Linked DNA regions of Homo sapiens: region 1 is linked to region 2. The links are chromatin contacts, found by Hi-C or POLR2A ChIA-PET in ENCODE. All regions are on one chromosome and are shown on one strand. The core of a region is the stretch at or near the end of the contact, and the rest is flanking DNA. Distances in the headings are between cores, read along the strand shown. Region 1 overlaps LOC107985869 (a long non-coding RNA gene). Region 2 has its middle 40 kb from the start of CDC42EP3.

Region 1 (6,688 bases), core at 2,405-4,904, 57 kb before region 2:
CTTAGCCATTGCTTGGAATCAGATGGAAAGCAGTGCTGGCTGCCCACCCTAGGAGCACTGGGGACCTGAGAGGAGAAGGGCCCCTGTAAGTGGTGGCCTTCTCAGTGTCCTCTGGCTGCAAGCAGAGCTGACCCAGCCTTCTGTTCAGAAGGTCTCAGCTTCAGGACAGAGAGGCTGGCCTGGGTGGTGGGGTAGGACAGAGAGAGCAGGAGTTCAGGAAGTGGATCAGACCAGCTGCCCAGGCCAACGAGGTTTGTTCTCATAAACCAGGCTGAGTTCCTGGGTGGGGAGGACACTGTGGCCCCTGTTTCATGGGTCCTCACATGCACACACACTGGAGAGCAGTTCAGCAGCCTGACTGCTGGGCAAGTGCTGCCTGTTGCCTGGGGTTGTCTGCTCCTGCTCAGGAGGATGAGCCAAAAGAGATGAATCTTACAGATGACTGGAGTTTAGGGTGAAGTGCAAGCCCAGAAAATAGGTCTCATTCCTGCTACTCCCTCTCGTATATTCTACAATTCAGACAAACTGCATGAGTCATTGCTGTTTAGAAAAATCCTCTGCTTCTCCTCTTTTGTGCATTTGCTCCTGTTTTTCCTTCCCTACCCCATCTGCTGGACTCCTACACATACTCCCAAGCCTACGTCAAATGTCTCCTCTGCTCAGCTCCCCATAGGGTGCAGTGATATCTCTCCCCTTGGGAACTGCCAGAGTATACTGCATGTATCTATCATCTGGCATCTCTCTTACACAGCTGTGTTTCTTATCCCCTTCTATTGCAAGCACTCGGAAGGCAGAGACTGGGTCTTTGTCTCCCTTTGGCCCCAGCCTGTTTCCATATTGTGCTTTTTATGTATTATAGCAGGCACCCATGAATGTCTACGGAATGGAAGTTAATTCTGGGCTGACAGTAATTGTAAAGCATCACAGCCCTTGCTAGCTGTCATGGGGAGGCAATCCTGGGCACTGTCTCCATCACTGCTGTCACCATGTAGCATGATGAGTCCTTTCTCATGCTGCTAATAAAGACATACCTGAGACTAGGTAATTTATAAAGGAAAGAGGTTTAACAGACTTACAGTTCCACGTGGCTGGGGAGGCCTCACAATCATGGTGGAAGGTGAAGGAGGAGCAAAGGCACATCTTACAAGACAGCAGGCAACAGAGCATGTGGAGGGAACTGCCCCTTATAAAACCATCAGATCTCATGAGACTTATTCACTTTCACGAGAATAGCATGGGAAAAGCCCGCCCCCATGATTCAATTACTTGCTACCAGGTCAATTCAAGATGATATTTGGGTGGGGACACAGCCAAACCATATCACATGGCATCAGCAGATGGCTAGACTTCCTGAGCAGAGCCAGGGACTTGCCTGGAAGGTCCAGACCCCTCTGAGTTCCAGCTTCCTTGTGGAGTTGAAAGACACTCCAGTGTGTGTTACACTTGGTATCCTACTCAAGAAATAGTGAAAAAAGGACATTTACACCACTGGGAATAAAACTTGGGTGTAAACATGGTTCACACTTTACAGCTGATGGGTCAATTATCTGATTAATATGATTGATCATTTATCATAATGTAACACATTATGTCACATACCTTTTTTTTTTTTTTTTTTTTTGAGATGAAGTCTCGCTCTTGTCACCCAGGCTGGAGTGCAATGGCATGATCTTGGCTCACTGCAACCTCCACCTCCCGGGTTCAAGTGATTCTCCTGCCTTAGCCTCCCGAGTAGCTGGGATTACAGGCCTCTGCCACGACGCCCGGCTTGTTTTTGTATTTTTAGTAGAGATGGGGTTTCTCCATGTTGGCCAGGAGGGTTTCAAACTCCTGACCTCAGGTGATCTGCCCATCTCGGCCTCCCAAAGTGCTGGGATTACAGATGTGAGCCACCGCACCTGGCCTCACATACCTTTCTTAAGCAGAGTTTTTAATGTTTATAAATCTTACCTCCTTAAGAACAATTAAGTTTCCTGAGAACAAAATCGGTCACTACAGTGGTAGAAAGGATATGGGTTTTGGAGTCAGACAGAGCTAGATTTGAAGCTCGGTTTTATCATTTCATGGCCAGGTGCTGCCATGATTATTTTTTATGTGTCTACTTGCCTGGGTCACATGGTGCCCAAATATTTTGTCAAACATTATACTGGATGTTTATGTGAGGATATTTTTGGATGATATTTAACATTTGAATCAGTAGACTGAGGAAAGCAGATTGCCCACCATATGTAGGTGGACCCCATCCAATCAGATGAAGGTCCAAATAGAGCAAAAAGGCTGACCCTCCTCTAAACATGATAGAAACTATTCTGCCTGATGACCTTTGAACTAGAAGGAAAAATTAGTTGTTTGCTGCCTTTGGACTTGAAGTGTACCTGTACCTCAAGCCTGCCCGCCTTCATACTGTAACTACACCATTGGCTCTCCTGGGTCTCCAGCTTGTCAACTCACCCTACAAATCTTGGGCTTTGCCAGCCTCCATAATTGTGTGAGCCAATTCCTTCTAATCTCTCTCTCTCCCAGTAGTTCCTTTTCTCTGGAGAACACTGACTAATATAGGCACTTCTGTATTAAGAGCATTCTGAACAGCATTATGTTGCTAGGGCCCTGCAATGGGAGGCACCTTCTCACTTTCATCACCTGGAACCTGCTCATCCGCATGACACAGAGGAGGTATATGTGACATTTGTTCACCTGCTGACCCCTTTGTCACAGTGTCCCCTTTTCCGTGGGTACTTCTGTCCACATCCTCTCCTAGAGTGTTTGCCTCAGAAGTGCTTGAGAGGATTAGCATCCAGCAAAAAGTAGGCTCTGCAATTAAGGCTCAAATTAAGAAAAACAAATGAGTTTACACTGGCCTTGGGTATTTCCAGTAGCTGGAAAATCCCACTGTTGGAAACCTACTGAAGTCATCTCAATACAGTATTTTATAGATCCTGCAGCAGCAGGAGATGAATTAACCCGAGAAGACCATAGTGGCGGGGCAGAAAGAAAGCCTGTCAATGACCAGATCTTTTAAAAACAAAATGGCTGTTTCTGTTTTGGTGTATGTGTGGTTGTCTTTATTTTGGATGCTAAGGCGCGTTTCTTTCCCCCCCCACCCCGCCGAGAGTTTCAAGAAAAGAGAGCCCCATCTTCAATTCACTATCCAGGCAAACAACAGTGAGCATGGCTCCTCTTCCAAGATCCCACTCCAAAAAGTGACACCAGGTTTTTGACACAGACAGCCTGTGGGCACACTGTAAAGAAGTGGACTTTGTTTTGACAGGGGCCTGTGGAAGCGGACTTTTAGTGCTCAATCCCTTAAACACATAGTGTTATGAATATGGCTTTGACGATTGTTAGCAAAAGTGGATTTGTCACACAGCCATGAAACCAGCAGCTGTGTCTTTGCCACAGAGTTTGACCCCATCCTGCATATAGACAGGCATCGTGTGTAATTACTCAGCATTTGCCACACAACACAATAAACTCGGGGTCTGCCCACTGGGGACATTTATGTGTCACAGTGGACTGGATTAGGACCGAAAAAGAATAGTTGTGGTGTACGCTCCATCCCAACTGCTCATTCCCTCTCCTTGACCTACCCTTTGTGGGAAGCCAGGAATGCTAAATATTTCTTGTAGCTCTGCCCAGTCCTCTACTTTATTTACACTCCCCCCAACTCCCCAGCCTTAGCCCTGTCTCCTCCTGTGGCAAGCTCAGGCTTTCTTCCCTGAGCTGTTGAACAACTACATTTTTTGTCTGAGATGATACATCAAAGGTATTTCAAATAAAGAAAGACAAAAACATAAAATGATGTCTGCTGGACAGCCAGCCGTGCTCTGGCAAGGATAATATGCAATCTTACTTAATGGACTTCCTGATATTGACAAACTGTACCAAAGTTTCTAGGCCAGAGATAAAACAACTTTTTTCAAAAAGTGAAATAAGATAGAGGCAGTTGAAGGAACAGGAGGTGGAAGATTGATGGGGAACATTTTTAAAGAACCCACGGGCCACTCTGTATGTTTGTTTCCTGAAGGGCAAAATTAAGCCCTTAGAGCAGATCTTTCATTTTTTGGTTTCTTTTCTAATTCTAGAATCTCCTCTAACCACAATGGGCAAGACAAGTGGGAATGTGACTTCCCCTAGAGTTATTGCTACACATTTGTGAGGACATTTTCTTCAACAAGTTTGTTTTTCCCCAAAATACATTTCCAGGCAGTATAACCCTAGAGGTGGAGCCTCAGGGAAGCTACACATGCTTCAAGTGTGCAGTAATTGCAAATTGCTAAACAGAAAAATACAGGTATGGCCATGTGTCCAAGTCTTTGTGGGGCATGCTCCACTCATGCCTGTTGACCTGGCATGATTATTAATAGTTCTCTCTTTCAAAAATGTCCAGTTTGGATAATAAATTCTATGAACACCCTGACTTTCACCAAATGTACCATTTCTGAGGTCCATTTCAAACATGGTGTACAAATAACTGGTTCTACAGCCGGTCTGGTGGTCAGCCTGGCCCTGCTGAGGGGAGGGATGACATCTGAATGCACAGCCAGGTGGCACGGTGGTCTCAGAGGCTACAGTGCTGCTAGCCCCTTGGGGTAGGTCCTGAGCTTGGCACCCCGCTGCTGACTGCATGTTGCAAATGAGATTTTTGTTTTAAAGCCCTAGACTTGAAAAATCAGACACTTGGCTTTTGAACAGAAGGCAAAGCAGATATCTGGGTCTCTTCTTCCCCACCTCAAGTCCTCATTGTCATGGAGACTCCTTAACATCTGTGAGTGGATATGACCCCACCAGCTGAGGCAGGCTTCTCTTAGCCCCATTTTCCCTCCATGATGGGTGGAACATCCTTAGGTAGAAAGAAAAACACCCAACATACTTTTATTAGCAAGTGTCAAAAATGTATCAGAGAGTTTTCTCTGATGTCCATGCTTATCCAATCAAGCTATTTGCAATTCCATGTGAGTGTGGGGTTGGAGGTAGGAGGTAGATTTTGGAGACTGGGGAAGAGGAGCAGAGAAGGGGTTGATTTGTGGTGTATCCTCAAGGCATGCACTAAATATTTGACCAATGAGTATGTGAATAATTGCATCTGTGGAGGAGATTTTTGTCCAGTCAATAAATTTTAGCATATTAGAGTTTTGCTTATCTTTAACAAAAATTCATAGTAACATATGCACTCATTTCCAGACATTTTTTCCTAAAAATACTACATTTGGGTGTGTTTCATTTTACTCCTTAGGCAAAGCTGATTTATAATTCTGACAGTGCACCTACAAAATGAATATGAAAAATGCCCTGTTTGATTTGTGTTTTTTATTTTAACTGGGATTAATTTTAAATGAGTTGAGAAGAGACCTGTGATGTTGCAAAATGCCTCTTTAACTTCCAAGTTAACCATGATATTGATGGACACAAGATAGATGCAAGGTCTATAATTAAAACTTGTCTGCCAAGTCCCACTCTGTTGAATTTGGGGCGATGTTGCATGGAAGCGATGGTTTTGGTTAAACTCTAGGTCTAAAAGAAAAATAAAATAATAACTTAATTGTCAAACCTATCCACATCTATTTGCATATGCCATATGATTTCTAAATAGGGTAAGACACAGGAGCATTGAGGAAATAAAAAACCTGTTGGTTTTTAATGCGGGTGTATCTTTCTTCCCTGTTTTGTGCCTGGGCTAATGGGCCGATGGTTAAACAGTGGAATATTTAGAATTGGAGAACTTATCAATGGACTTAAAAAATATCTCTGAATCTTGTAATCTACTTTGAAGAGATCCTCTGAACAGAGGGCATGAGCTAATTCAAACAAGGAATGACCTCAATGAGAAGAACTGAAATAAAACTCAAATAGTGAATATACACACTCACATGCTGGTGAGCTAAACAAACTGAAACTCAAGTTTTAGGCAGTTTACAATCAGAGTATATTTGTTTGATAAACAGTGTTTGGACAGAAGCTTTTCATATCTTTTTTGCTAGATACTTCATCATCTATTATCTCCTCTTTTCAAAGAATGCCTCCATGCCATTGCTGTGGAATTCAAGACACAGCTCTGTTTACAGAGTGAGCTGGTGCTGACGGCCTGCCTCCCGTCAACTCCTCCCCTTCCTTTCACTAATTAACATTCTTGACATTTGACTTGACAGTCGTATTTTAGAGGGTTCAGACACAATTCTTGTAAACAAAAATAATATTCTTGCTGTGAATTCTTACTCTTTTAGAAGAAAGAAACTGGTGCTGGTGCTGTTTCCAAACTAAAACAAATGCAGTTGATTTTGTCAGTTACGAGTTTTCTAAGATTTTTGTTGTTTTCTTTCTATTTGCTTCAGAATGCACCAGAGAACTTCTCTGTCATGAACTTGGTCTGCTCTTTTAAAAGATAGCTCTTTTATAAAACAATCAGAATGTATTAGAGGTTTTTAAAAATGTGTTATAGAGTGTTTTGATACACGGTGTGGCGTGGATGTCATTTAGTCCTGGAACCAAAATGGATGTGAAGAATACTATAACTGATAAAAAGGAGAGTACTCCTCATCTAAGGAAACTATTTCAACCTAGACCAAATGGGCTTTCCTTTGATGAATCACAAATACCAGGCTTAAATCACTTCCAATACAGATTATGTATCTGTCACATTTTGCTAACTTGGAGATGTAAACTACTGTTCTGATTCCTAAATTATTCCTCT
Region 2 (7,430 bases), core at 1,935-4,434:
GGTTTTTAAAGAAATGTAAGATTGGTTTCACATCTGAAAATTAGTCAATGAAAGAATAAAGGGAAACCATACAATGATCTCAGTAGATGCATAAAAAAGCGTTTGACCAAAGTCAACCTCCATTCATGATAATAACTCTTGAGCAAATTAGAAATAGACAAGGACTTCTTCAAACTGCTGAAAAGGATCTCTTAAAACCTACAGCTAATATAATACTTACTGATTTTTCCTTTTAACATAAAGAACAAGGCAAGGACTTTCACTTTCATCATTTCTACTTAACATTTAACTGGCAGTTGTAGCCAATGCAATAAGAGGAGAAAAAGAAATAGAAGGCATATAGATAAAGGAAAGAAAGAAGTAATTCGTATAAAGAGGAAAGTAAAACTGTCATTCTTTGCAGATGACACAATTGTTTATATAGAAAACTATGGATACAAAATAACTATAAGAACTAAGTAATGAGTTTACCTAGGTCAATATATAAAAATCAATTCTATTTCTATATACCAGCAGTAAACAATTGGAAAACAACATGTAAAAAATACTATATGCAATAGTATCAAAAAATATCAAATAGGAAAATGCTAAGAGAGGTGTACAATTTCTCTACAGTAAAAAACTGTAAAACACTGATGTGAGAAATTAAAGAAACCCAGACAAAAGGGAGAGACATTCAATGTTTATGAGGTAGAAGACTCAATGTTGTTAAGATATTTATTTTCCTCAGATTTATTTGTGAATTTAATACAGTCATCAAAATTTCAGTAGGACTTTTTAGAGAAATTTACAAGCTGAACCTATAACTGATATGAAAATGCCAAAGCAATCTTGAAAAAATTAAAGTTGGAAGATTTATAATACCCAGTTCTAAAACCGAATATGTTAGACTAATCAATGCATTGCAGTATTGACGTGAAGATAGACAAATACATCAAGAGAACAGAATCCAGAAATAGACTCATATGTATAGACTTAATTAATTTTTTAAAACGCTTTATTAGAGTAGTTTTAGGTTCACATCAAGATTAGAATCAACTGATTTTTAACTGAATGTGACAAGGTGATTTCATGAAGAAAAGAAGACTTGTTAACAAGTGGTGCTGGAACAACTGGATGGCCATATAAAAAACAAACAAAAAACTTGACTCCTGTCACACGCCATACAATAAAATAGTTTGAGATAAACATAGAACAAAATATAACCTAGAATAATAAAGTTTCTAGTAGAAAGCATAAAAGAGTAACTTTACAACCTTGGAGTAGGCAAATTTTTTTAGACAGAACACAAAAAGCACGAACTATGAAAAATGATAGCTGGTTTTCATTAAAACAAAAATTTCTGTGTACCAAAAGATACCATTAAGAAAATGAATATGCAAATCAGTACATATATCTGACAAAGGGCATGTATGCATTGTATATAAAGAACTCTTTCAAATCAATAATATGACAATTTAATTTTTTTAATGGGCAAAAGATTGAAGCTGTCATTTCACAAAAAAAGATACATAGAGTAGTCCCTCCCTTTATCCTTGGTTTCACTTTCCAGTTTCAGTTACCTACAGTAAACCACAGTCAGAAAATACTAAATGGAAAATGTCAGAAATAAACAATTTGTGGTTTAAAATCGTCCACTATTCTGAGTAGCGTGATGAAATCTTGAGCCATCCTGCTCTGTTCCACCAGGGAGCTGAATCATCCCTTTGTCCAGCATATCCACAGTCTGTGCTACCCACCCCTTAGTCAGTAGCTGCCTTAGTTATCAGATTTTTAAAAAATAGTACATACAGAGTTCAGTAATATACTTGGTTCCAGGCGGCCACTGGGGTTCTTAGAATGAATCCCCCAGGGATTAGTGGGTACTACAGTATAAGAACAAGGAATAGGCACATGAAAGTGTTTTCCACATCATTAATCATCACTGATATGGAAATTAAAACCACCATGAGATGCCATTTTGCACCTATTAAAATGGCTCAGATGTAAAGATAAGACAATACCAAAAGTTGATGTGGATGTGGAGAAATGGAACTCTCAAACACTGTTGGTAGGAATGCAAATGGTACGGCCACTTAGGAAAATAGTTTGTCAGATTTTTATAAAGTTAACTTCTTCATGTATCCTACAACCAGCAATTCCACCCTCAATATCTCTCAAAAGAAATGAAAACATATGTCCACAAGAAGAACTGTACAAGAATACTCAAAGAAGCTTTTCCATAACAGCCCAAACTGGAAACAACCCAAATGTTCATCAATATGAGGGTGGATGAACATACTCTGGCATATTCATAAATTGAATATTAGTCAAAAAGAAATAGATATGTATTAGTCAATAGATATATATTAGTCAAAAAGAAAAAGAAAAAATTACTGGCCAGGCACAGTGGCTCACGCCTGTAATCCCAGCATTTTGGGAGGCGAAGGCGGGCCGATCACCTGAGGTCGGGAGTTCAAGACCAGCCTGACCAACATGGTGAAACCCCATCTCTACTAAAAATACAAAATTAGCTGGGCGTGGTGGTGCATGCCTGTAATCCCAGCTACTTGGGAGGCTGAGGCAGGAGAATCACTTGAACCCAGGAGGCAGAGGTTGTGGTGAGCCGAGATTGCACCACTGCACTCCAGCCTGGGCAACAAGAGCGAAACTCCATCTCAAAAAAAAAAAAAAAAGGAAAAAGAAAAAAATTACTGATGATGTAACAGTATGAATAAAACTTGAGACTTCCAGTTATGCTAAGTGAAAGAAGCTGCACAAAATGTGTATAATATATAAACCAATTCTATAAAGTCCAAAACTAGGCAAAATTAATCTCTGGTTAAAAAAAGACATAAACAGTGGTTGCCTCTTGTTTTGGTGTAGTCAATTGTCATGATATATTCAACTGTCAAAATAATTGAACTGAATACTTAACACTTTCTGGTAGATTGTATGTAAATTATACCTCAGTTTTTTGAAAAGCAACTACATCGAGTGGATAGCAGCTACACAAATTACCACAGAGGTAAAGTTTGCTCATCTAAGAAACATTTATTAATAACTTACGTGACAAGCACCATACTAATATCTGGGAATACCAAGCTCTATAAGATGTGATCCCAGCACTGAAGAATGCATGGATTCTAAGTGATGGGGAAAGCACAATTTCAAAATGTTGAAACAAGTGCTTTAATGCAGCTATACACTATGACTGTATATGGGAGCACAGAGGAGTGAGCAAGATGTTACAGACCAGGATGATGACCACTTGTCTGACCATAGTGCAGCCACTATGGTGGCTTGGGGTAGAAAGTTGCCTTTTATTTTTGGCCTTTGGGACTTGGGGAGATATCTTAGCAGGTGTAAGGACTCTAAATAACAGTTCCCCAAAACTTTAGGACAAAGTCTTTTTCACAGTGGGAAACTGGAGATATGTTTTCACCAGAATAAGCAGAAAAAGGCCAAACACTTCCTGAGTAATAGATTTAAAGAGCAGCAGGTCTCTCAAGCCAGGGTCCCTATGCCACACTGCAGAGCAGCCCACAAAACACCCTGAGGATGTGGCTTGCTGGCCACACCCCTTAAGTCATGATAGCCCTGCTAAAGAATGTAGGGCCCCAACAAAGAATGTCCTGAAAGCCATTTAAGAGCCTTCCAGGAAAACCACAGCCAGCAATCCACCACTTGCAATGTGTGTGGCGGGGCTCCTGCTTCTCTTTGCCTTCCTTGGCTCCCTGAGCTCCCATCAAATCCCAAGTCATCTCAAAAGGAGGTGCAGGGCCAGTTGCAGTTTACTTGCTGGTGATAGAGAGGACAAGGCACCTGCCTGCAAGTCTCCAAAGACAGCACTGGGGAGCCTCCCTCTGGGTGTCTTCAGGGTCTCCCTGCAAAGCTCCAGCTCCTATAAGATTGCGATTGTGACTCTCAACAGATGAACCCCCAGAGAGAAGTTGTTGTGGGGGAAGCTCCAACAGGTTCATGGCCCCCTCCTCCATCTTCAGAGTCACCATCCGCAAATCTCTTTCTCTCTGTCCCTCTCTTCTGTCATCACGCCTCCTCCTGTCTGACTCTGACTCCTGCATCCTACTTATGAGGACCCTTGGGTTTGCATCGAATCTACTCAGATTATTCAGTGTAATCTCCCCATCTCAAGATCTTCAACTTGATCACATCTGCAGACCCTCTTTTGTCACATATGGCAAGATTCATAGGTTCCAAGCTTTAGGATGCGAACATCTTTGGGGGATCATTACTCAGCCTACCACTAAAACTCTAAGCCTATCTTACCTCGAGACAACAATAATAACCAATGCATCTAGCCATTGAGTGCTGACTATGTGATATAAATACAGATATGGAGATAAATACTGCTATCTGTATATAGAGAGATTTTTTAGAGATATTTATACACTTACATTGATAGGCTATCTTCCCACACATATGTATTTTCTCACCGTAGCCCTGCAAAGTCATTTCATTTTACAAATGAGGAAACGGAAGCCCGAGGAATTTTGAAGGACAAAACACTGTTTATAACGGGTAGTCAACGCGGGTTTGGATGACTCCAGAGCCAATGCTCTTTACCTTGTTGTCTTCCATTTCTGTTCCATGTTTTGGTGGGAAACCCAGAGTATGAATTTTGTGTATATATCTTCAACCTAATTTTTTTTCTCCAAGTTAGGACTGGAAAAGCCCACATCTGTGGCTTGGAAGACAAGGAAGGTGTTATTCCCAGTTGGCCACATCTCTAGAAAACAGAAAATTCTGCATTTCCCCCAGGAAACAAAATTGTTCATTGCTTATCTGTAGTGTATTGTTTCTTTTCTTGCTTTACCTCCCTCATTGTTTTTACTTTTCCTCATCAGCCTCCAACCTCAGTAGAAGATGTATTTCCAAGCAGAACCATTCGCCAATCTAAAATTTTCCCTGGTTTTTGAAATCTATTTCTTCATAGACTCCATCACAAATTTTTCAACCATTCTAGAAGGAAAAGCCGAGAAATACTACAGTAAAGGAAACAAAATTGGAGGCTGAAAAATATATATACATTAAACCGTGGTTAAAAAACTAAATAAAATAATTTTTGTTTCACTATCCTGTGAAACAAAAATTAGTGAAGATTTGTTTTAACTCTATTACCTGGACAGCACCATTCTTAGTTTTCTTCAGCAGAATTTATCTTAAAATATTTTAATGCGTTGATTGAATCAGAATTATTTCTCAAAAACAACACTTAAATGGCAATTGTTGATTCTTGTTTGCAAGAGCTCATTCATCTCCATTATAGTTAATATTGCTGTTAAACCTTTAGTTGAAGACAAGAATGAAATACACTCCTGATTTCCATACGCCTCTCTCACTGCAAAATTGTGTGTTCTGGGAATTCTCGGTCATATTGCATAGATTTTTTTTTAAATTGTTGCCTCCTCAAAAAAATGGCTCAAGCATATTTATTGAAAGTATGACCATGTTAAAATCTGTATCATGAATAAATTATTTCAAATAAAATTGGAGAAATCTAGGGCAGTTGGGGCAGGAAGGTAATGAATCAAGTTTTAGGGCTCCTGCCCTAAGCTGTGGTAAGCACACCAAGGTAAGGCCACCCTGAGGGCCTCCAGGTGCTCAGAGAGAGACCTCCTGCCCCTAGCACCCTGCCTTGCCTCACTGGAACCCTCCCCATCCACCTTCCCTGGCAATGGCATACCATGGCAAGACCCCCCACCCAGAGGTTTATATTGAAAATAGTAGGCAGTGTTCTGGTTGTAATATGAATGATCATAAATTGAGCAATAGGTTCTTCACATTTTTATCTTAAAATACTTAAGTGCTTGAAAAGGATTTAAGTATCACAGCATAAGTCGATAAGTGGGAAGTTTTGAAGATTTTAAAGAACGTATCTGGGTAGTTTTAAGATCACCAGAGGCCGTTAACCCTCATAATTTACTGCCTATGTTTACTTGAATCTTTTCAAATTGGTCTCCCTGCATCCACATTTGCACTCCTCCAACTTGATTTCCACACTATCAGAATTATTGTTTTAAAATGCAAATCTGTTCAGTTCTCTGTCTCACACACATACACACACGTACAGATGCACACACACTGACATGCGGGCACACACTCCTGTTTAAAATCTTTCGATGCCTTTTCATTCTCACATTTGAAGGCTAAAACCCTTAACACAGCTGACCTATGTTCCACAATCTGTGATACATGACCCTGACTGTCTCCTCAACCTAATTTCTCACCATCATCCCCGCTGCTCCCTATGGTCTGATCACAATGTCCTTTTGATTCCCTACAAGTCCTAGGTTTCTCCCGACTGCAGGACCACTGGGTATGCTGAGCCTCTGTCTGGAATGTTCCGCAATCTCTATTCCCTACACACACACACACACACACACACACACACACACACAAGCACTATTCATCTAATTACCTCCTCCTCCTGATCTTCCTCCCCAGATCTCAGTTCAAGTCCACACTTCCTCAGAGAATGTTTCCATGACCCCCTAAACTGCGGCAGGCCCCTTGACACGTTCTCGCATAACCCAGTGATCCATGGTGTCTGGCACACAGTAGGTATTCCAGAAGTATTGATAGCATGAGTAAATTAGCAAACAGATGTTTTATTAATACAGATTTATCACTAGCAGAAGTCAAAGGGGGCCATGGTTTTAGCCAAGTGAGTGAGCTGGGGAGGGGCTGAAAAGCAAAGGTTTCCCTGAGGTAACTAAACAAGAATATTAGAGGAATTCAAAAGTGGATTTGGGCGTGCATATGAGAAAGGGGTTATCTGAGGTAAAAGCCACTCTGTGAACTGCGAATGACCCAGAAAAATATTAAAAGCATAGGAAGGGAGAAGTTGCTTGTTGCTGTCAGCTTGAAAGTTTTGCTTAGAAAATGCAAAGTAATCAAGGGAAGAGAAGGGGAGGCAGAAGCCACTGACATATGATAAGTTTATGTGTGTGTTTCAATTCTTGTTCTGAAAGGTTTTAAAGAACTTTACAAAGATACATTCCATATAGTAAAATAAAACCTATTCCAAATTAGTAATAAACAAGAGGAAAACAATGTGTACGCATGAGATTAGCAAGGAGTCTCTGCAGTTAAGGTATAAAGCCTTTAGCCAATCTTTAATTTGGCAAATTCTTTGCAAAATATTTCATTGACTTCTGAAAAAATTATCTACAAATTTTATGAAAATCAGTATTAATACATACCATTTATGTAAAAATTGCATGTTTCTGTGCTTGTACATATTCTAAAAGTATGGAACTGGGCTGGGCACCCTGGCTCATGCCTGTTAGCACTTTGGGAGACTGAGGCAGGACCATCACCTGAGCCCCAGAGTTTGAGACCAGCCTAAGCAACATAATAAGACCCCCTCTGCAAAAAATAATTTAAAAAAGTAATTGGGTGTGGTGGTGCAGCCTGTAATCCTAGCT

What was found. A loop is a pair of places that touch in the nucleus more often than their neighbours do. ChIA-PET counts read pairs that join two places held with the same protein, here RNA polymerase II (POLR2A). Pooled maps may share reads with other maps.
Region 1: a map of PC-9 shows a loop between it and region 2 (6-fold over the local background). The contact joins two enhancer-like sites. A Hi-C loop is called at or near these places in 6 of 168 maps with a recorded cell type or tissue (IMR-90, MCF 10A, PC-9 and 3 more) and 2 of 50 pooled maps. POLR2A ChIA-PET finds 5 or more read pairs at or near these places in 5 of 52 experiments (AG04449, AG04450, BJ and 2 more).

Annotation. Positions count from the first base shown.
Region 1 is chr2:37,765,602-37,772,289 of GRCh38, reverse strand. The region is part of intron 2 of LOC107985869 (a long non-coding RNA gene); the gene reads right to left. Among named protein-coding and RNA genes, the nearest start is that of CDC42EP3, 97 kb to the right of the region's middle. Within about 2 kb of position 3,654, at least 10 of the 41 ENCODE cell types and tissues checked have a DNase peak (open chromatin) inside an H3K27ac peak, as active enhancers do; they include PC-9, where a contact is called at or near this core.
Region 2 is chr2:37,707,750-37,715,179 of GRCh38, reverse strand. No RefSeq gene overlaps it. Among named protein-coding and RNA genes, the nearest start is that of CDC42EP3, 40 kb to the right of the region's middle. Within about 2 kb of position 3,184, at least 3 of the 41 ENCODE cell types and tissues checked have a DNase peak (open chromatin) inside an H3K27ac peak, as active enhancers do; they include PC-9, where a contact is called at or near this core.